2 separate regions of the Homo sapiens genome follow, and region 2 is linked to region 1. A link is an interaction called in ENCODE POLR2A ChIA-PET data of the cell type or tissue named here. Cell type or tissue: CD4-positive, alpha-beta T cell. All regions are shown on one strand. Each heading gives the region's core, and the rest is flanking DNA. Links, peaks and the distances in the headings are about the cores only.

Region 1 (10,660 bases), core at 998-8,997:
TCCTGCTGCAGGCCCCAGACATATAGAAGGAAAGCAATACCAATGGACACATTTATTAACATACCTTCCTCCTCTGGATGAGTAGGGCCTTGGTTATCAGTTGGTCCGGGCATCCAAACACTATTATTAACATAAACCTCAACTGGGGAGTTCAGCCAAGTAAGAGGTCTAATCAGTGGAGGGAATGGAATGTAATCCCAATAGGTATAATTTTGATCAGCCTCAGCTACAGGGAGACTCACTGCCAGGGTAATTACCACCATCATAGCTACCAGCAGATTGCAGGAGGTCCACGGTTTGTCCTGAGACTTCAGGTCCTCTTCTGCAAGCTGGGTCAATCTCTTAATCTGCCCCCAGGTCGGTGGAGTTGACTGGTGAGTCTTGCTGGTCACCTTCTGCTCAGCAGAAATCTTCATTTGAGCCATCAGGCAAGTTGGGAGTGCAAAGTTCCGAGGTCTTCTCCTCTTCCTTGGATTCTGACTCACGGCACAGCTTAAGATGTCTTGTAGGCACCCAGAGAGGAAGCTGATTTTCTCCTGGTGAAATACAAGAAAACCCTCTACCCCATGTAATGATTCTCCCCTCTTCCCAGGTCTTTGTTCTGACATCTTTCCACCACACAAGGTTTCCTTCATGGGGATTTATTTTTTGCCCTGTTAGATGCTGCTCTGCTGCAGTTGTAAACTGATCTCTGGACAAGTTCAAAAAATTTAAAATAATAAGAGCCAGTTGTAGCTGCATATAGGGAGTGGAGTATTCCCCCCTCTTTGCCTTTTGTTTTTGTAATTGAGTTTTTAAAGTTCTGTTTGCAAGTTCAACAATGGCCTGTGCTTGAGAATTATAGGGTATGCCAGTACTATGTCGAACACCCCATTGTTGTAAGAATGTTTCTAAAGATTTAGTGCAGTAGCCTGGCCCGTTGTCTGTTTTAAGTTCCTGTGGAATGCCCATAACAGCAAAACAAGAAAGCAAATGTCTTTTTATACGTGCTGTAGCTTCACCAGTTTGGCAGGTAGCCCACATGAATTTTGAAAATGTATCAACACTTACAGGAACGTAAGAAAGTTTACCAAATTTAGGAATGTGGGTAACGTCAGTTTGTCAGATTTTGTTAGGTGCCAACCCTCTAGGGTTAACACCAGTTCCTTGATGTGGTAATTGTAATACTTGGCACTGAGGACAATGTTGTACAATGTCCTTTGCTTGTCTCCAGGTGATTTGATATTTCTGTTTAAGTCCTGCTGCATTAACATGTGTTAAGGAGTGAAAGTCTTGGGCATCTGTGAGTACAGGAGAAACTAATAAATCAGCTTGATTATTAGCCCTTACAAGGGGCCCAGGGTGATTAGTATGTGTTTGGATGTGTGTAATATGAAAAGGAAAACCTTGATGATGCACCACCTTCTGTAAGGAAGAAAACAGTTGATAAAGTTGTTCATCAACAATGTACTTAATTAATGCAGTTTTTATGTTTAGAGTGGCTTGAACAACGTAAGCCGAACCAGAGACAATATTTACAGGCTGATTAAAATCTTTCAACACAGTTATAACTGCCTGTAATTCAGCCCTCTGAGCTGAATGGAAATTAGTATGAATAATTCAATTTTTAGGTCCTACACAGGCTGCCTTTCCAGAACTAAAGCCGTCTGTAAATACAGTCACTGCTCCTTCTAAGGGAGCATTATGGGTAATTTTTGGCAGAACTCATGTAGTTAATTTTAAAAACTGAAAAATCCTATTTTTTGGATAATGATTGTTAAGGTTTCCTATGAATTCAGCTTGCCAATTAACTTGCCAATAAATTTACTTGCCAATTAAAGGAGTTAATAAAAACCTGTCGAATCTGGTTTTTGTTCATTGGAACTATAAAAAGACCATTCAACCAAGTCCTCACTCTGAGCAATAACCCCTGTAGGTGAATGGAGCTTGTTGTATTTTTTCCTCAATCATTAGTGCTGGTTGTAAGCCACAGATTGTAATAGGGAATGAACATAAGGAGAATTTGGCCCACATTGTCCAATTGCTTGCCTTAAGTCTTTCAATATTTTAAAAGGGAATGGCTCCCAGTGTGACTGAGCATGTCCAGGCTGCTCCTCTGGTATGACAGTCACCAGAAACTGCCAAGCATCCAAGTCCCCACTTTCTCGTGCCTGATGAATGGAAGCCTGAATTGTCCCATATTTAACGTTGGGAGGAGCCTGAAGCATCTCTTTGGAATAATTAACAGGTGGACAAGTCTGAATTTTTAACCGTAATTAACTGGTGGCTGAGTCTGATTTTTACCATAGTTAACGGCAGGTTGTGCAATAACAGGTGCCGCAAACGGCATCTCAGGCTCCCATGCCTGCAGTTCACAAGGCTTAGGTGGGGGTGGCCATTCCGGAGCTTCCCCTGAGGGTGCAGTAGGTTGAACTGTCTCTTTCATATGTTTTTGGAGGTTAGCATACATAACCTCCTGATTCTCCCCCTTTTTTAACTGGAGCTAGATGTTGAGGTGATCAGGCCCAACCCCTTTAATGCCTGCATGATCTCGTTCCCATTCCTGATATTAATAACTTGTATACTGTATGTTTTGCCCCTTTTCTTGATTTATGTAGATAGAGGCTTATCAATTTTATTAATTATTTCCAAAGAATTCATGTTTGATTTTATTGGTTTTCTCTATTTTTTTTTTCTGTTTCAAGATTTCTTCCCTTTAGTATTTCCTTCATCCTCCTTACTTTAGGTTCAATTTGCTGTTCCTTTTCTAAATTTTTAATGTGGTATCACAAATTATTGTTTTCATTTCTGGATCTTTAATGTAGACATTTTTGTCTACACATTGCTTTATTGTTAAAGCATTAGATGAAACGTGGTGCTCACTGCAAATGTAGTCCCTAACAGAGAACTTTCCTACTGCAGTGATCCCTGTAACCTGAATAAAGATTCCCTAAGTAATGATCCAGTGCTTTAATAGTACTAAAAATAAATACTATATTTTGCATCAATTTCTGTAATTAAATAGAATAATATATACCTTCTAGCCAGGTTTAGGCTTCAGAAACAAAATATAATCCTAGTCTTTTAAGGTATCTCAGTTCAGAATCGCGGAGATGCTTTCTCATGCTGCCTGTTCTTTTGGACTTGCCTTCGTTTGCCTGTCAAACCAAGGGACCAAGTGGTCTTTGTTATTTAAGTCATGTTGCTCTGGAATGTAAATTATCCTTACTGTTGGTGCAAGATGTATTCCATTGCCTTGTTCTGCTTTTTAGTGTAGCCATCCTGTGCTTGTATACCCAGGGCCAATCACATTCTATCCTCAAAGAAATGTATGTCTTTCTCTTACAGTTCTCTTTAGAATTATTAGCAATTTTATAATTACTAAAGTGCTATGTAATTCTAAATAAGGTCTCAGCTGTGGGGTATAATGGTAAATTGAGACCCCTTTTACAATGGAAAAATAACTGGTTATAACGGTGAGCTGGGACCCCATTACAATACTCTCAAAGTTTCCATTTTAGTGGTAAGTAGTGTCAGATGTCAGTGTTTAGAATATTTCAGTGGTTCCAGGACCATCTCAGGAGGTGAATTTTGGGCCCATCCTAGTCAGTCCAGTGAAAGTCATTTACTCTCTTTTGCTTCTAGCAGATGACTCATGGACATACCCTGGAAATAAGGACACACTGTGGACTCAGAGGACATACCTGAGGTACTGGGAGAAAGGGGTATGGGGGCTTAGCTGGGAGGCCTGTTGTGCTGAGCAGGGGTTCAGGGGCTCAAGGGTCTTTCAGAATAACTGATAACTCTCTAGTTTTGGCCCAGAAGTTTCTTCCAGAATGTCACAGCATGACCCATGTTTTTTGTCTCACTGCAGAGCCTTTGCAAGGTTCAGTATGGTAGCCACCAGGCATACCAAGCTGAATATTCCTTCTTTCCTTCTGGGGAAAATGCCTGGTGCAAGTTGTTCTGCCTGACTTTGCCTTTTAGAATTCTGACAATGGAGTAGCTATTTAACTTTAAATAAATTGAAACAAAATAAAATTTAAAATTCAGAACTGCAATCACACTCGTCACATTTCAAGCGCTCAGTAGTCACGTGTGGCTAAGGGTCACCATCTTGGACAGCACAGAACAACCCCATCCCTGCAGAAAGTTCTATTAGAGCTGCTGGATGATCAGGTGGGCAGGTCCCTTGCACAAGTAAATCTGGACAGCTCCTCCCCTCACTTCCTCTCTTCTCCTGTTTCTCAACATCCTGGCTTAGTATTGTGTGCAAAATCAGAGAGGGGTGCAAGATCCTGATTTTTCAGGTAAGGGAATAGGGGTGTGTGTGGTGGGGGTCGGGACGAATGTGCGATTTTGGTGAGGAGGGACCTGTATCTTAAATCGTCTGGTAAACATGTTTTCAGACTATATTCTCGCTGGTTCCCGTTTCCTGGCTTTGCTAATTTTAGGCTGTGATCTGTTTTCAAGGCTGAGCCCTACAAATCAATGCCTCTTCCAGAGATTGCTGCTCAGAGGATACTTGTTTTACAAATAAATGTTTCCTCTCGCTGGTTGTGGAATTTATATAGAAACTTTGATTCTTCCAGGGATAAAGTTGGGTGAGCGGACAGAATTAGCTCTGGGGGAGCTGGTGGGAAGAGGAACATTGGGATGTGTAAGGGGCACAGCTCCATATGTGGCCCCACAAAGACTGCACCCAGGTCAGGATTGGAGGCTCTGCAGTCTGAGGTCTTGTTACAGGGTTAACTGTCTGCTCGGAGCTGCCCGTTAGGGAAACTGTCTCCTCAGGGACAGTCCTGGGTTTACTGGGCATTGAGCTCCCCTTTAGCGGGTAGGAGGAGGGAGATGCCACCTGGTGTGACTCTCTACAGTTCAGGAGAAGCTGGATGCTGATGGGTGCTTGTTCCTTAGGCAGAGAGAGGAGAATTCAGCCACCTGAAGTCAGCACCTACAGAAGCACAGTCTCCTGGCTTTGCCTCTGAATTATTAACAGCAGAGCAGCATTAAAGAGCCCACACACTAGAAGGAGGATATGAAGAAACACCCAGAGAATGTCACAAAAACCCAGAATGTCACAGTATTGTTTTCTTCTTGCTGGTGTCCTATCCTCTCTCCTAACACCAGCCACCAAAGCTGATTTTTAAAAAATGCCATGATTTCTCTTGTTTACAAGAAGCTGTTTCCTATACCCTATTCTTGAAGGATAAAGAAATAGTCATTCAAAAGAAATATCTGGCTTTTCACAGTGTTTCATATTTGTTGGCTTCCTATGAGGTGACTCTGTCTTTAACAACTACCATTTTCTGCCTGTTTTGTTCAAAGTCTGCTCCAATAAGAGTTCTTCAAATATCTTTCTCCATTGCAAAATGTTTGTAGGTAGCAATGAAATAAAACATTTAAAATTAATACCATGTTTCTATAACACTACATATTAATTAATAAAGGAATGGATTGTCATTTTCACAGATCAGATGTGGGCTGGACATAATGATCAATCAAAGGCAAGAAGCAGGGAGATTATCCATTTATTTATTTAACAATGATCGATAACCATTCTTTGCCCAGTATTGTGCTTGTCCCCAGGGAATAATGAGAAATACAAGACATATGTGGTCTTCTCATCACAAAGCTTGTAGTATAAGAGGAGACAGTAAAAAAATCAAGCAATTAACTTCCTAAAGTAATACATATTCTGTAAGAAGCCTCTGGGGTGCAGTGGATCATAACAGAGGGTGTTGCTGGTAGACAGTGGTGTTGGGGAAGACTCTCTGGAGAGCCGAGGCCTGCGGGTTGAGCAGGAACAAGCTGGGCACTAGGTTGGAGGGTGAGTGCTCCAAAGAGAAGGAATGATAACTGCAAAGGCCTTGAAGGTGGAAGGAGCCTAGATTTCCAGAACATTGAGGGTAGTGTGGCTCACACATAGGAGAGAGGAGAGAGCTGATCACACAGGGCCTATGGGCCATTCTGAGGACTTCAGTTATTTTGAAACCAATAGTAAGCCACTAGGAAATTTAAACAAGAAAAAATATCAAATTTTAGTTTTAAAAGAACATCTGATTGTAGAGTAGAAAAGGGATTGAAGGGGAGATGATCAATTAGAAGCCTGTTAAGTTGTATACAATTGACAGTGGGTTGTATTAGCACAAAGATGGAGAGAAATGGGTAATTTCGAGTTTTTTGGAAGTGGAATCAATAGGATTTGGTGATGGGCTGATGAGAGAGAGAGGATAAAAGAGTTGTAGATGACCCCAAAGTTCTGCAGGAGCCACGGGGCTAGATGTTGGTGCCATCTGCTGAGCGGGGAGCCAGGAAGGCAGACAGGATGTGGAGGTCAGGGCTTAATTTCGGCCAGGTTCTGTTTGAGATGCCCATGAAATAGCCAAATGGAGTGAGATACAAAAGTTTGGAACTTTTATAAGCTGAGGGAGATATAAAAGTTTGGAACTCTGAGGAGGGTGTAGGCTACAGACCTCATATAAACACATCCAAGCCACGAATCTCTAGATAGAGGGGGGAAGGGGCCAGAACCCCTGTGAGGAAGCACTGGAAGCATTTATGTTTGTGTAAAGAAAAAGGAACAATCTGAAAATGAAACTGAAAATGGAGGGTTGAGGAGACTTTTGGGAAATGGAGCAGGAGAAATCAATGTAGCAAGCTCATGGCAAAAAGAAAGTTGTTGTTGACTACAGGCAGTCAGGGATTCTAGTTGCTTCCATTTCCCTAAAATGACATGGTTATGTTTCTTGATCTACAGGAGTTCAAGCGACAATGGCAGCCCAATACGGCAGTATGAGCTTCAACCCCAGCACACCAGGGGCCAGTTATGGTGAGAGGGCATTCAGTGCTCCCCAGACCAGGCTGCAGGGAGGTTAGCAGGTGGGGGTGGGGGATTTGGGGGGGAATAGGGGTGGGGTTCTCCTGCCTTGCCACCCAGTCCCCATTTGAGCAGGAGAAAAATATTTCCAACCTCTTTTCTCATTTTCTCCTCATTTGACCTGCTCTTTCATCTTTCTTGACCCTCTGCACTTTCTGCCCATGGTGTGGCTAAGCAGCTAAGCAGAAGAGAGATTAAATATCCTCTGATTGACCCAGGGCTCGGCACAGTTTCTTACCTCCTGCTTCCTACAACATGGACACACCAGAACAGCTGGTTGTAGCCTATCTGATTGTTTTTCTGCCCCTTTCTTCAGCCTGGAGGAGAACTGGGAATGAGGAATGTGGGAGTAATTGTCCCTCACCCTGGTATCTAATTTCCCAGCTCCTGGTGGTCTCACTATAACCAACAAATTAAACTGGCTGGCTCATTCAGTGTATCACATGACCCTCCATTTTCTTCCTTACCCATAGAAATTGACTATATCAGTTGAGATTTTGCTGGTTTAATAAACTATCCCAAAGTTTCATAGCTTAAAACATCAGCCATTTAGTTGGTTCTTAATTCTGTGGGTTCACTGGGCTGTTCTTGGGTCTGGACCAGCTTGGCTCATCTCAGGCACTCACTCATGCATCTGGGGTAAGCTAGTGCCTGGTATGCAACTGAATGGTCTTGGATAGCCTTATGGACATGTCTGGTAGTTAGCAAGCTCTCAGACAGCAAGGGTAATAGAGATAACTGGGCCTTGTTGTTATCATCAAGAAGGCTAGTCCAGGCTTCCTTTTAAGGCAGTTGCAGGAGGAGCAGAAAGAAAAGGCAAGCCACAGTGCATAAGCACTTTTGGAGTCTCTGCTTGCACCAGGCTTTCTACTGTCCTACTGTCCAGAGCAAGTCATAAGGCCCACCCAGATTCAACAGTTGAAGAGACAGATAGCATCTTGATGGGAGGAACTGCAAATCTACATCCCAGAGGCATGCATCCAGGGATGGGAATAGATTGTGGCTACATTTACAATCTCCTCCATGGATTGTCACCATATGCTCTCAACACTGACTAACTGTTGCAGTGTTGGAGCTGGCCTTTGGTGCTTTGTCATTTTGCCTCCCATGATTCTCCTACTTCCTTCCCTATGGCCAAAAAATGCCCTCAGGATATCCTTAGGACAGAGCCTTCTGCTGTGATGCTAACTAAAAATGTGAACGCCAGCCCACGTTTTTCCTTAGATAATCTTAGCCTTCCTGTATCCAGTGTTCTCAGTCACATCACTTTCGGAAATACGCTTCTTTCATCCCAGAATTCTGGTTATCAAACGTGGGAAGGTGTATTTTAAGAATAATGATAAGTTGCATAACCCACTTCCCTGGCTTCTTAATGGGAAGAAGAAATGCTTCATTTTGAATATAAATTGGGAAAATAAATCTCCACTACAGATATGCTAAAGTCAAATCTTGGGTTACTCCCTGCACGACCTTATTTAGAAAGAAACAGCTGGCCGGGTGCAGTGGCTCATGCCCGTAATCCCAGCGCTTTGGGAGGCCGAGGCGGGTGGATCATCTGAGGTCAGCAGTTTGAGACCGGCCTGATCAACATGGCGAAACCCCGTCTCTACTAAAAATACAAAAATTATCCGGGCATGGTGGTGCATGCCTGTAATCTCAGCTACTTGGGAGGCTGAGGCAGGAGAATCGCTTGAACCCAGGAGGCAGAGGTTGTAGTGAGCCGAGATCATGCCACTGCACTTCAGCCTGGGCAACAAGAGTGAAACTCCGTCTCAAAAAGAAAAAATAAAGGTACAAACAGCTATTATTGGCAGCTCATAGTTCTCTTCTGAAACCATTTTATTTCTTCCTCTGGGCTACATAGCTACAAAAGGTCAGACTGAGAAGCTCAAAGGAATCCTAAAAAGCAAGATTGAAGATAGGAGATTAAGGGAAAGGCCAGTTGCCCAAGTACTGAAAAATGAGCATCAGGCCTACAGGAATCTCTGAGTGCAGCAGTAACATCAGGAGAAGCCCCCACAGCCAGTAACGGAGGAGGGCACTGGGGGTGAGGACTCTGCAGGGGAATCTATTAGAGGTAGATTCTAACAGCATGGCTTTTTTTTTTTCTTGATGTCCCAGGGCCTGGAAGGCAAGAGCCCAGAAATTCCCAATTGAGAATTGTGTTAGTGGGTAAAACCGGAGCAGGAAAAAGTGCAACAGGAAACAGCATCCTTGGCCGGAAAGTGTTTCATTCTGGCACTGCAGCAAAATCCATTACCAAGAAGTGTGAGAAACGCAGCAGCTCATGGAAGGAAACAGAACTTGTCGTAGTTGACACACCAGGCATTTTCGACACAGAGGTGCCCAATGCTGAAACGTCCAAGGAGATTATTCGCTGCATTCTTCTGACCTCCCCAGGGCCTCATGCTCTGCTTCTGGTGGTTCCACTGGGCCGTTACACTGAGGAAGAGCACAAAGCCACAGAGAAGATCCTGAAAATGTTTGGAGAGAGGGCTAGAAGTTTCATGATTCTCATATTCACCCGGAAAGATGACTTAGGTGACACCAATTTGCATGACTACTTAAGGGAAGCTCCAGAAGACATTCAAGACTTGATGGACATTTTCGGTGACCGCTACTGTGCGTTAAACAACAAGGCAACAGGCGCTGAGCAGGAGGCCCAGAGGGCACAGTTGCTGGGCCTGATCCAGCGCGTGGTGAGGGAGAACAAGGAAGGCTGCTACACTAATAGGATGTACCAAAGGGCGGAGGAGGAGATCCAGAAGCAAACACAAGCAATGCAAGAACTCCACAGAGTGGAGCTGGAGAGAGAGAAAGCGCGGATAAGAGAGGAGTATGAAGAGAAAATCAGAAAGCTGGAAGATAAAGTGGAGCAGGAAAAGAGAAAGAAGCAAATGGAGAAGAAACTAGCAGAACAGGAGGCTCACTATGCTGTAAGGCAGCAAAGGGCAAGAACGGAAGTGGAGAGTAAGGATGGGATACTTGAATTAATCATGACAGCGTTACAGATTGCTTCCTTTATTTTGTTACGTCTGTTCGCGGAAGATTAAACTTAATGAAAATCTGTTTGTATTTTCTGCATATTCTCTGGCAACCTTGCCCCATACTTACTTATTTAGCATAGTCGAGTGCTCTAGTTTCTGTCTCTCAGGCACTCGTAACTAAGGACCACCATTGGCCATTGGTAGATGTTTGATTGACTTAACAAGAGAGGGACAAATTTTCAATTTGTGAAACTCCAAAGCAGAAAGTATTGGTGCTTGCTACCTTGTGAATTCTTCCTTAGACATGCAGAGAAAATGTATGCAAGAGACCAAAAAGATGGCTCCAAGCTATGTCATGTTACCTGTAATAAAATCTTTTCTTCTAGATTCTTTCTATGTTGGCAGATAATCTCCCCTTGTAGCTTCCACTCACTTATTCTTGCATTCAGAGTCACAATGATCATCTTACCCATGTGGTTTTTGAGAAAGAAAGATCAATTCTTTGTTTGCAGTAGGTAATCTTAGAGATGGAGATGATTGTAGAATTATTCCTAGATGAGTGTCAATTTATTTAATTCCATTGTCATATAAGGAGTCAAATTGTTTCTTATCATTTGTTCATTGAAGAACAGAGACCTGTCTGGAAAATCGATCTCTACAAATTCAATTAAATAATGATCCCCAAATGCTGAAAAAGTGAAATACAGCAATTCAACAGATAATAGAGCAATGTTTAGTATATTCAGCTGTATCTGTAGAAACTCTTTGACGAACCTCAATTTAACCAATTTGATGAATACCCAGTTCTCTTCTT
Region 2 (10,496 bases), core at 1,364-9,363, 170 kb after region 1:
ATTATGCCATGTCCATGAATCAGAAGATTCAATATTATTCAGATATCAGTTATTTCCAAATGAATCTGTAGAGTCATGCAATCACAATCAAAATCTGGAAGGATTTTCTTATATATTTTTCAAGCTGATTCTAAAATTTATATTTAAAAACCAAAACCATTTTGAAAAAGAAAAAGAGAATTTCCACTTCCTGATCACAAGATTTATATATAGCTGCCATCATCATAACGGTGAGGTACTGGTGAAAATCAGACATAAAGATCAATGGAACAGAATACAGTTCAGAAATAGACATATATATATGATCAATTAATTTTTGAAAGGGTACCAAAGTAATTTAATAAAAAAGGATACTCCCTGCAAGATAAGTTGATGGAATGAAAAACTGGACATATATTTGCAAAAAAAATCTTGATTTATATCTCACGCCATATACTAAAATTAACTAATGTGGTCTTCTGAAAACGGTTTCTCTAGACTGCAGTCTCCTTATCTGTAATATGGGGGAGGAAAGGACTAGTTTACATGATCCCCAAGATTCTTCTAGCTCTCACCTTCTGTGCCTGTGCCTTTTTCCTTTCCCTTCCACACAACTCAGTTATTCACTGGGTTAAACTCAAATGGCAGACGTGTACATGCAAGTCTCCATGAGGCTTATGGCAGCACAGGCTGTAGTTTTCATAGAAAAGCCACAGGAGGTATGACTTCTAATGTTGTCACTGAACTGTTTCTAACACTTCTTGTGCAAATCAACTGCCTTCACACATTCAGCTTTGCCTCCACTTTTTATCATTGCTCTTGCTGTGTTTTCCCTTCTCTGAAAAAGCAAATAGGCAGCCACTGTGGTCCTTGCTTAGGCTCCCAGGATACAGAAGCATCCCCAGGCCAGGAACCCCATGTCCTGGATCTGGGAAAACCTGGCCTTGACAGAGACGGTGGGGCAGCTTGGGAGCACTGCTTGGGGCAGAATCTGACAGAATCTCCTGATAGCTTCAGGAGAGGAGGTCTGATAGCTTCAGGAGAGGAGGAACCAGAGATCTTGGGGTGGGATATGTTAAAAGACAATGTGCACCCCAAGAAGCCTGGGCCAGTCCTACAGATGTGCCTGTTGGTAACTCTGATACCCCATGATGTCAAATGTCAATAGTAATTTCAGACAGAAGGAAAGCAAGACCCAGACAGCAGGACTTTGTATATTATATTTTTTTCATCAAAAGTAGAGCTTCCCAACTTTTTCATGTCGATGTCCACATGGTAACATTTGTCACAACATAGTGTGTAAACAGAAGAGGCTGCTCTCAACCTCAGATGCAACTGATCTCAGGCCTCGAGCCACCTTGGGGTTTTGGGGGGCTCTTTGTCTCCCCTCTGAAGGGTGAGGGGGAAAATATCTCAACAAACCTATAATTGATAGACAGCTCAAGGGCCGAGAATTTCCAATGTAATGACTCAAAAGGAAATCAGCCTGGTGAGGGTACACCTCAGCAAGCTCAGAAACATTATTCGTGACAGGAAGATATCAGCTTGTGGATCCCAAGATGCTCACCAGGAGACATTCAGTTGCAGGTGATAATGTCAGGGTAGAGGAGGGTCTCATTAGGCTTTCAGGAGGGTCCACCCCACTCCAGATGCAACAGGAGCTGTCCTCCATGGTGCCAGCCAGGAAATCTTCAGGGACCTTATCATCCCATCTGGACCTCATCTAACTCATCTAATAAACAACTAGAGGAGAGCGTCAAGGCATGCATTCAGTCCTGCTGCTCCCTCTTGGCCTTTTGAGCTAACTAAATGGGTGAAGGTTCTACTCTAAATGCAATGCTATGGAATTAGACAACTAGACATCAGCTACCCAGACAACTCCAGAGGTCATGACAACAAGCTCTTAAACCTGCTCTAGGCACTGTCCTGCCCTGACACCTACATACTCTCTGCTTCCTTTAAAATAACCGCTTCAAAGGGCCCCTTCTCCACCTCCAGTCAACCTTGATCACATGTCCAAGTTCTACTCCACACCTCAGGGCTTTCTCCTTGGGGTTGGTCCGTTTTGACCTCTTTTCTTCCCAAAATCCTGCTTAATACATTGTCTAAAACTGTGCTATCATGTATTTTTTACCATGACCCTCAGTTTTATACTGCTTCCCAGAGCTTACATACACTCATATTTTGTGTGACTAATTTTGATAGTTTCTATTCTACTCTATTTCATGTTTTGATGCTCTACAATGGGGTGTATGAAATACACTTGTCCAAAACATTCATTTGGGACCCTTACTCATTGTCTTTCATTTGCATAAGTCTTGTCTCTCTAATAAGATTTCAGATTCCTTACGAGGGTGGCTTTTTGTCTGCTTCCCATGGGTGCTGTCTGGACTTACCACCCATTAGGTCTGGTGTGGTGCAAAGGCTCAGGAGAATAGGGTAAATTTGCTTCAAAAGATGCAATATTTAGATACTTAGAGTGTACTTCATGGCATCGTTAATCCTTCCTCCATGTTGTATGTCAACTGTGGGCTCAAATAGTGGCCCCTTTTATTGACCTGGATGTTTCTGAATCCTCAACTCTACCTCCTGGATTCACCCCTAGATGATCTCCGCCCCCACCGTGAAGCCTCTTCAGCAGCTGTGGTCTCTGTAGAGCACCCTGATCCAGGAGGCTCCTTTCCTCACCTCCAATTAGAGGCGCCCCTGACCTGGACCCTCTCAGCCCTGAAAAGAGTAGCCATGACCTTGTCCAGACACAAAGGAAATAATAATGTTGATAATATAGAAATGCCTGCATTTTAATACTTTTTTTCAGCATCTTTTACCTGCTCTTTGATTTTCGTAAGAACACAATGTTCTAAAAAAAAGTTCCAAGAAAGAACTTTTTTTAGAGTGACTACCGACAAGGAAGAGAAATCACACTTCAGCATTTGGCTTCAGGGCCTCCCAACATTGACTTGGGGTTTCATTTCCACATTTCCCACTAGTCATGTTCATAGGAGACCTTCATGGAATAGGGTGAGATGATGGATGAAGAGACAGAGGCCAGATGGTGAAAGACAGCAAGCATGACTAAGAGTTAGGAGACCTTGTGGTGACCAACAGGCTCACTTTGACTGGGACTAAGGGGTTTCCCAGGACGTGGGCCTTGTAGTACTAAATCCAGTCAAATTCAGGGCAAGTTGGCGGTTGGTCACCTAGGACCTCAGCCCAGTGGCTCAGGAGAAAGTGGTAAATGCCATGCCTCCTCTTTCCCTCATTCTCCCTTCCTCCTTCATCAGAAGGCAATAATTGTCTGTCTCCCATTTCAAACAGAAGGTCCAAGGCATGAACCCAGGGGTCCTTGAATCACTCCAAGTTGGTAGGGAAGGTGGCTGCCCAAAATGTCTCCGAGATGGAGCTTTGGCATCTCCTCAGCTTAATAAAGCTGATTCTCAGGGCAGCCTACAGGTATCTACTCTGAGATGGCTACTGCACTCAGAACTCCAGAAACTTCATCACATAGCTAGAGCACATGAGTTGCAACTCAGCGTGCTCAGTTCTGTGCACCAGGGAGCATCACAGAGAGAAAGCAGGGATAGCAGAGGTGGCTGGGGATGGATAGAGACATGCTTTCAGTAATGATTCATCATATTTTGTACTATGTCAGGTTTGGTAGAGAACTGTCTCTGTCCAGGCTGAAAAGGGATTGAATTTGGTGTCAAACAGAAGGGTAGGGAAAATGGCCACTTCCTCGGTGTCCCAGGTTTCCTGGGGGTTTGTTTGTTTTGCAAATCTGAACAGAGGAATAGAGAGGGTGTGGAAAAAGGCACAAAGAGTCTAGTTTTGGAAATCCTTTCATATCTGGATATATACGAATTTCTACAACCCTACTTTCTGAAAGTAGCTACCTAAGATTATTCTTCTAGCACTAAATGTAACTACAAAAGGGGACATGAGGGAAGAGTTAGAGCATTTAAGTTGTATGTTTTACTGATTTACTCAGTAAGTATTTTTGAGCACTTTCTAGGGCTAAGTTCTAGCAAGATCCTGACCTAAAGACAGTCCCTGGCCTCTAAAAAGCCCACGATCTCACCCAGAAAACTGATAGAGACCAGTTAACACATTTCATCATTGACTCCCTGGGGTCTCTTTGAGCCATAAGAGGAGCCTGGGAACTGCTAGAGAAGAGATAAGACTTAGAGAACAGATCTCAAAGCAGAAAATCAGTCCTTAGCTGGGGTGCCAGAGCACCCAGTTCAGTGGATAAAAATAATGTTTGCAAATAGTTCAAACCAAAAGGAAAGAAGAGAAGGAGTTTGAAGATGTTGCCAGAATTAAGTGAATTTGCTACATTGATGGGAATGGTTAGCTTCGGTGCCCCTCACTGTTTATAAGATTTTGATGTGAACTCTGTTGGTCAAGTTTTTGAAAGATTCCAGCCAGGTGCTGGGGGAGTACCTGGTCCCTATCTAGCAAGGGTGAAATCCTGGTCAGATTACAGCCCACTTTCTGCCCTGCTCTGCTCAATTCACATAAATTATGAGTGCTGACTAGGTTGAAAGTCCTTGAAGAATTTAAAAATGTAAGGGCGAATAAAAATCAAAAATAAGGAGAAAACATTAATTCTCTTTTCTGGGGAAAAAACAAAGTGGAAAAGAATTACCCCTCCCTTCTTAGAGCATTTTCTTTAGAAACCTTGTAAGTGTGAAATCTTTCTCTACCCTTTGTAATGCAAATCTTTTTAAAAGCTGTTTGACAGCCCAGGGCTGTCTGTAGAGCATCTGGAAGCCATCCCTTTGAAATGCAAACATCAAGGAAGGTAGCGTCCCCACCTCCCAGTCTCTGTGTGAAAATAGGGGCCTAATTTAGGAGCCTAACTTAGGTAGGAGCCTGACATCTGCCAGCACCTTTCTGAGTTGCAAATCTTCCTCTTGCCATAGAGGATGTGAGAAGTTTACTTTTCCTCTGGAAAGACAATTAGCCAACACAGATGATTACTGAGTGAATTTAGGATGAACTATGCATGTCAAAGGGTGCTGTCAAGTCCTCTTACTTGAGGATTAGTTATGGTTTAACTTGAGAACACGTGTGTAATAGGTGGCACCTGCCTGGCTGTATAACCAGGTGGCATCCCTCTCCGTCTTTGCAATCTCTTCCTGGATTGTCTGGGATCCAGATCACATTCTGGTTCAATGGACATTCAATAATAAAATTGTTTTCTTTCTCTTCTGCCTCTGTGGAGAGGTTTTCTGGGCTAGCAGGAGATTGTTTAAAATTGTTTTCCCATCAAGTCTTAGACAATTGTTACCATATGACTGTAAGCCCCACTTCAAATGTCAACAGAAAAGGATATGGGGATTCTCTGGGCCATGACGGCCCTCCGCCTAAGTCCCACTGTGTTCTCCATCGCATAATTGCCTTATGTCCACTGCCCTAACCTTAAATGGCAATCAGGTTTATGTCCACTGCCCTAACCTTAAATGGCAATCAGGTTTATGTCCACTGCTCTAGCCTTAAATGGCAATCAATTCAAAAATAGAGGTTCTATCACCCTGCTTTCAACCCTTACCAGATAAACTGACACGTAGACTCCACAATGTCCCCACAGGGTGGGCTCCATCACGTGCCAGACAGCTTACCAGGGTCAGTCACGAGCCCAGAGTCAAACCCTGCAAGGGCTTGTTCTGGTCCTCTTTGGACCAGAGTGCCTTTCTGATCCTGGTTAGCAGAAACTTTCCAGAAGCAGAGCCTGTGAGAAGGGGCCCAAGAGTGCTGGGAGGAGAAGGTGCCCCGGTGATGGGTGCTGAGGGCAGCAGCTGCTGCCCAGAACTTTCCAGTCACTAGGGACCTTTTCTGAACTTGGAAGTGGGAGAGTCTGTAATTCCCTTCATATCTCCTTCTTCCAAATACTGCTTGCTTGAAACAGTCAAAAAAAAAAAAAAAAGGAAATGGGATGGGGCACACTGTCCCAGGGCAGGCTCATGACAGGAAGTGACCCGTTAAGGAAGCAGCACATCGCTGCATTCGGCTGGTTTTCAGGGTCTTGTTCCCAATCAGTTTCCAGCCAACACCAGGGTGTCCTAGTCCGCAGAGGTGTGGGGGACACACTCCATAATCTCTACTTTTCTTTTTGTGCAGCTGAGTCATGGAGCTTTCAGCCCCAGCACATGGCTCCTCCTTAACTGCGTCTGCTCAACCTCCCTCAGCCCTGTGAACAGCATCCCCGCACACAGACGCAGAGCAGGACTCTCTCTGCTGCCACTTCACCTTCCTGAGAGAGGACCAGCGGCCAGAGCCTCAGTGACTGCCACCCTGGAGGACAGGGCACAACAACCGTTTCTGGTAAGGAGAACTGGGTTTATGCTCACAGAGACTTTGGGAATTGAAAGGATCACAGTTTGGTCACAGCTGTTCATTTCTGACATGACCTTGCACAGATCCCCTCACTTCTGGGTTCGCTGGTCAGTAAAACGGGGCAATGGTGATGAGTGTTGCGGGCATCAGCAGGTGCACAGCTGGTGGAGCACAGCCTGAAGAATCTGTGCCTGCACTCACAGCCCAGTCCCAGGACAGCGGGCTTTGCTGCCCCATTGCCCATTACTTAGCCAAGTCGATCTCCATGAAACTCTCAGGGAGTAAGGCTGAACTGATCCTCTCATCAGTGGGACAGATGGGAGAACTGAAGCTCCCAGAGGGTGATAGGCTTTCCCCCATCTCCCCTAGCATGCCGGGGCATTCTTCTCAATTTTACCCTCCTAATTTCTCCTGTCCCAGACCAGCCAGACACGTACCATGTCTCAGACAAGCCTGGGAGCTGAGGATGGATTCTTAGGGCTCCCCAGGGCAAATGTGGGATATTTTCCCACCCCAGGAGCCTCATGTTCCAAACAAGACCCCTGAGTGGACCTTGTCTTGTGACTTTCAACTTCTGAAAACTACCCCATGCTCCCCCAGATGCCCCACATTTTTCCTATGACACCCTGCCGGACGCACACCAAACCGCAAAACACATGATTCCAATACCTGGAAATACATGGGCTGGGGCAGATGGGTGAAGGAGATACTTATGAACAAGGAAGACAAGAAGTGGTTTGATCTTTTCTAAAATAGTATGGAAGAGGCTGCTTTCTTGTAATTTGCTAAAATAAGCTCTTCTCATGGTAAAATCAGGTTCATGCAATTTTCAAATCGGAATGTGCATTTTGTTCATTTGCTTCACCCTTTTCCCTGAGCCAGACCCTCCCACCAGCTTGCCAGAGGCTGCTACTGTCTTGCTTGCACACTGCCTTCCAATCTCTCATGAACTTTGGTCTCTTTTGTGGGACGATTAGTAAAATTTTTCCTTTGGAGAAGACGCCTGTCTTCATTCTCAATTCCTCCACTTTTGTCTGCCCTGTAGACCAACACGTATCACATTCCTTCAAGCCTACGGTGTGTCCACCACGCTCTATTCAGTTCTTTTATAATCTTCTCCATGACTCATTTTAGCATTGCCATCAGTATCCTTTCTGACTCACCTGTGAACACTTTGTTATTTGTGAATATCTGCCAAAAAATGTATTCCTCAATGCAGCCTGATCCACTCAGAAAGCTTGGATTGGGAGAGCTATTGTTGCTGGTCATTGGCTAACATAACATAGTTTGACTGGCTTTTGTGACAGGCAATTGGCTGTTTTAAAAGAAAAGACCTCAATTCAGAGAAACTCCTGCCACCAGCAATTTTATTTTTGAATAACCTTTTATAAGAAATGCACTCAAGATTTTGCAATAAAATTCTGTGTGTTGGTTTTAGGGTAGGCTTCTAGCTGTCCAATTAATTTGTCTCCTGACCAGGGAGTGGCAGCATTGTACACATGTTCCAAGAGGTTTGTTGACTTTTTTGGAAAAGTCTCTTTTTCCACCTGTGGAATCAAGGACAATACACAGCAAAAGGAGCCATTTCCTGATGCTAGCTCCATTGTAAATATGTGACCTTTGGCAGGTCATTTAATGCTCAGTTTCCTTGCATTTTAATAGAAATTTTAAGATCAGTTTTGATCACATCACAGGGAATTTGAGAGAGCAATTAAAATAAGAAGGATGAAATAACTTTGAAAATTATAAATGTATTCACAGAGGCTTATTACAATTATGATGTTCATAATCAATATCATTACCACTGTCATCTTGACCCTTACCACATCATTATGTTGATTCCAAACCTCAGAAAACGTCATCTAAAGTAGAGAGGATGTCAGGGAACTGGTGCTATTTTAGCAAAAGCCAGAAGCATAATTTACCAGAGACGAGAACAGGGTGTGGGAGAGAGGAAAATGTTCTTCTCTGGGCTTAAGAAAAAGAAAGAAAGGAGAGAGGGGAGGGTAAAGAGGAAAGGAGGAAGAAAAGAAAGAAGGGAAAGGGAGGGAGGCAGGAAGCTGTCTTAATACATTCTGATAATATAAAAATAGATTTCTTGACCTAAAGAAGGCCAAGAAAATCCACTGAATGAATAGAAAAATGTGGAAAAGATAGAAATCACAGAAGTTATTAAAAATTGAAGTTTATAAATTACCAAAATAGCAAATAAACCATGAAAACTGTTTTTAATTTAATGATAATCAGTAAAATGTAAGTTTAAGCCAATTAAGACATCCTTATTTATGCCCATAAGGATGACAGGAAATTAAAAGTGTAATATTACTAAGTGCCTGTGAAGATTTGGGGACTTCTTATAAATGGGTGGTGCAAATAGGAGTTAACTCAACTCCCTGGGAGTCATATTTGGCAATAACCAGTCACGTGGAAAATGTACATCCCCAATACTGTTGCACAATGCTGGAAACCCGGAGCAGGCAATGAGTTGTTCTTGAATTCGGCCTGAAGTTGATTCTTTCTCTTCAATCACCTCACTACCTCCTCTCCACCAACCGTCAGGGTGGGAAAGCGGTCATACCGGTCCCCCTATACCATTTCCTCTCACGTCAGTTCTTCGTGTCCCTGATCCCCACTTCCATCCTCCCACTGGACAGTACCTTGTAATTTCCTCTCCGCCGCTGGAATGTCCATTTGACACAAAGACTTTCTGGGACTGGAAGTTTCCACTACTTCAAATAAACCAATCTTATTTACAGCAAGGCAATTTTTTTTTCTCTATTCTGGTAAGTTTGTTACTTTAATTTCAATTTTTTTAATGCCTACTCTTTGTTCCATAGAAGAATGCTTTCTCCATTTCATGCCTTTCTGGTTGGGGGAGATAATCAACTGATTTGCTTCAAAATATTTCCTGATTTTCTGTAAGTTGAGGGGAGGGAAGTAATCGTGCACTATTTTAGCATAACCTAACATCTAACATCACCTGCTTTGTTTAAAGTTATTTACAGATGTTTCAAAGTAAAGTATGAGTTAGAAAATTAGGGATGGAAATGGCTCATTTGAGAATGATTATTCTTAGATGTCTGAATTGAGGTGCCCTCAGGCTCTACCAGCTCCCAAACGTACATCTGCTTTTTATCCTTTTCCTGTTTTTATTCCAGGAGAGAATGGGAGGATTCCAGAGGGGCAAATATGGAACTATGGCTGAAGGTAAGAAAGTCTTGAAGTTCTCAAGAGCCCCAGACACTTGGGAGAATCACAATTCTCTCCCCATCTACCCCCATCTAAAACACAGTGGCAGAAACCCATTCATTTTAAATGAAGAAGATAAAGGCAACTATCATCACGTGTGTGTTATCAAACCATCACACACACACACAGACACACACACACACCATAGTGTGATGCTCTCCCTGCATCAGGTATGTGGGAAATGTGGAAAGGAAACCAAGTCATAGGTTGAAGGGTCTGGAAGCAAATGGTGAATATGTTTTCTCTTTCTTTGTCTGCTGACAGCTCAAAAAGAAAAGGTCCCCATAGGGATTTAGTCATTGTGCTTGCTACAAAACACCACAGAATAACTTAAGAAAACGAAGAACCAACCCAGAGTGGGAGAAATAAAATAATAGATTTTTAAGAGCCTAAAATGCACTTCGAATTCATTTGGGCTCTAGAAATCCACAGGTTCTCCCCTCTTCGTGCCTGAAGATTTTCGCTCCTGCCACAGTGTCACCCTCTCCAACACCACTTCTGCTATAATTTTGTGTGCTTCAATCAGCCACATAGATGAGCTTTTCAACACACATGCTTCTATTGAGCTTATCTTCCACCTTTTTGAGCCATCCACCCTAGGGTCATCTCCCAGACGCTGCCCTAACATTAACTACAACCTATGTCATCTCAATTTCAAACATTTCACTCCCTATCCAGAGGGCACAGACCCAGGGACAGGCAGCTGACCCCCGGCAGTGGGTCACTATAGATTTGCCAGTGGAGACCTCCTTGACCCTCAAGACTTGGATGAATGTGTGGAGTGTGTCTATACAAGTGTGCCTGGAAATGTGTGGGTGAAAGAGAAGTAATTGGATTTTCTCACTTGTAACTACTAATCCCCTGCCTCTTTCTAATAATTCTCCATGGAGCTGGCCTAAACACCACGCAGGGGAAAACACAAGGACCAT

Evidence for each region. ChIA-PET counts read pairs that join two places held together with the same protein. Peaks named below come from ENCODE experiments on the same cell type or tissue, not always from the same donor. Only the 100,000 strongest peaks of a DNase experiment are listed, where the experiment ranks them.
Region 2: POLR2A ChIA-PET joins it to region 1 with 29 read pairs; 7 of 35 experiments call an interaction of 5 or more read pairs at or near these places.

The regions. Positions count from the first base shown.
Region 1 is chr7:150,563,149-150,573,808 of GRCh38, forward strand. It overlaps GIMAP4 (GTPase, IMAP family member 4), which reads left to right and starts at 4,242. Exons shown (of 3, transcript NM_018326.3): 1 at 4,242-4,289; 2 at 6,740-6,811; 3 at 8,981-10,660. The coding sequence starts at 6,754. The coding sequence ends at 9,912. It overlaps LOC107986860 (endogenous retrovirus group K member 19 Env polyprotein-like), which reads right to left and starts at 954. Exons shown (of 2, transcript XM_017012936.2): 1 at 65-954. The coding sequence starts at 635. In CD4-positive, alpha-beta T cell, for the core only: a CTCF peak has its summit at 5,734; DNase peaks (open chromatin) are centred at 1,073, 2,345, 4,173, 5,733 and 1 weaker place; H3K4me3 peaks cover 6,276 bases; H3K27ac peaks cover 5,571 bases.
Region 2 is chr7:150,731,403-150,741,898 of GRCh38, forward strand. GIMAP1-GIMAP5 (GIMAP1-GIMAP5 readthrough) reads left to right here. Exons shown (of 5, transcript NM_001303630.2): 3 at 6,103-6,306; 4 at 9,477-9,525. GIMAP5 (GTPase, IMAP family member 5) reads left to right here and starts at 6,016. Exons shown (of 3, transcript NM_018384.5): 1 at 6,016-6,306; 2 at 9,477-9,525. The coding sequence starts at 9,483. RefSeq lists enhancers at 1,978-2,117, 4,151-5,137, 6,013-6,092. In CD4-positive, alpha-beta T cell, for the core only: no CTCF peak of the experiment used is centred there; DNase peaks (open chromatin) are centred at 1,919, 6,169, 7,809, 8,779 and 2 weaker places; H3K4me3 peaks cover 5,268 bases; H3K27ac peaks cover 7,791 bases.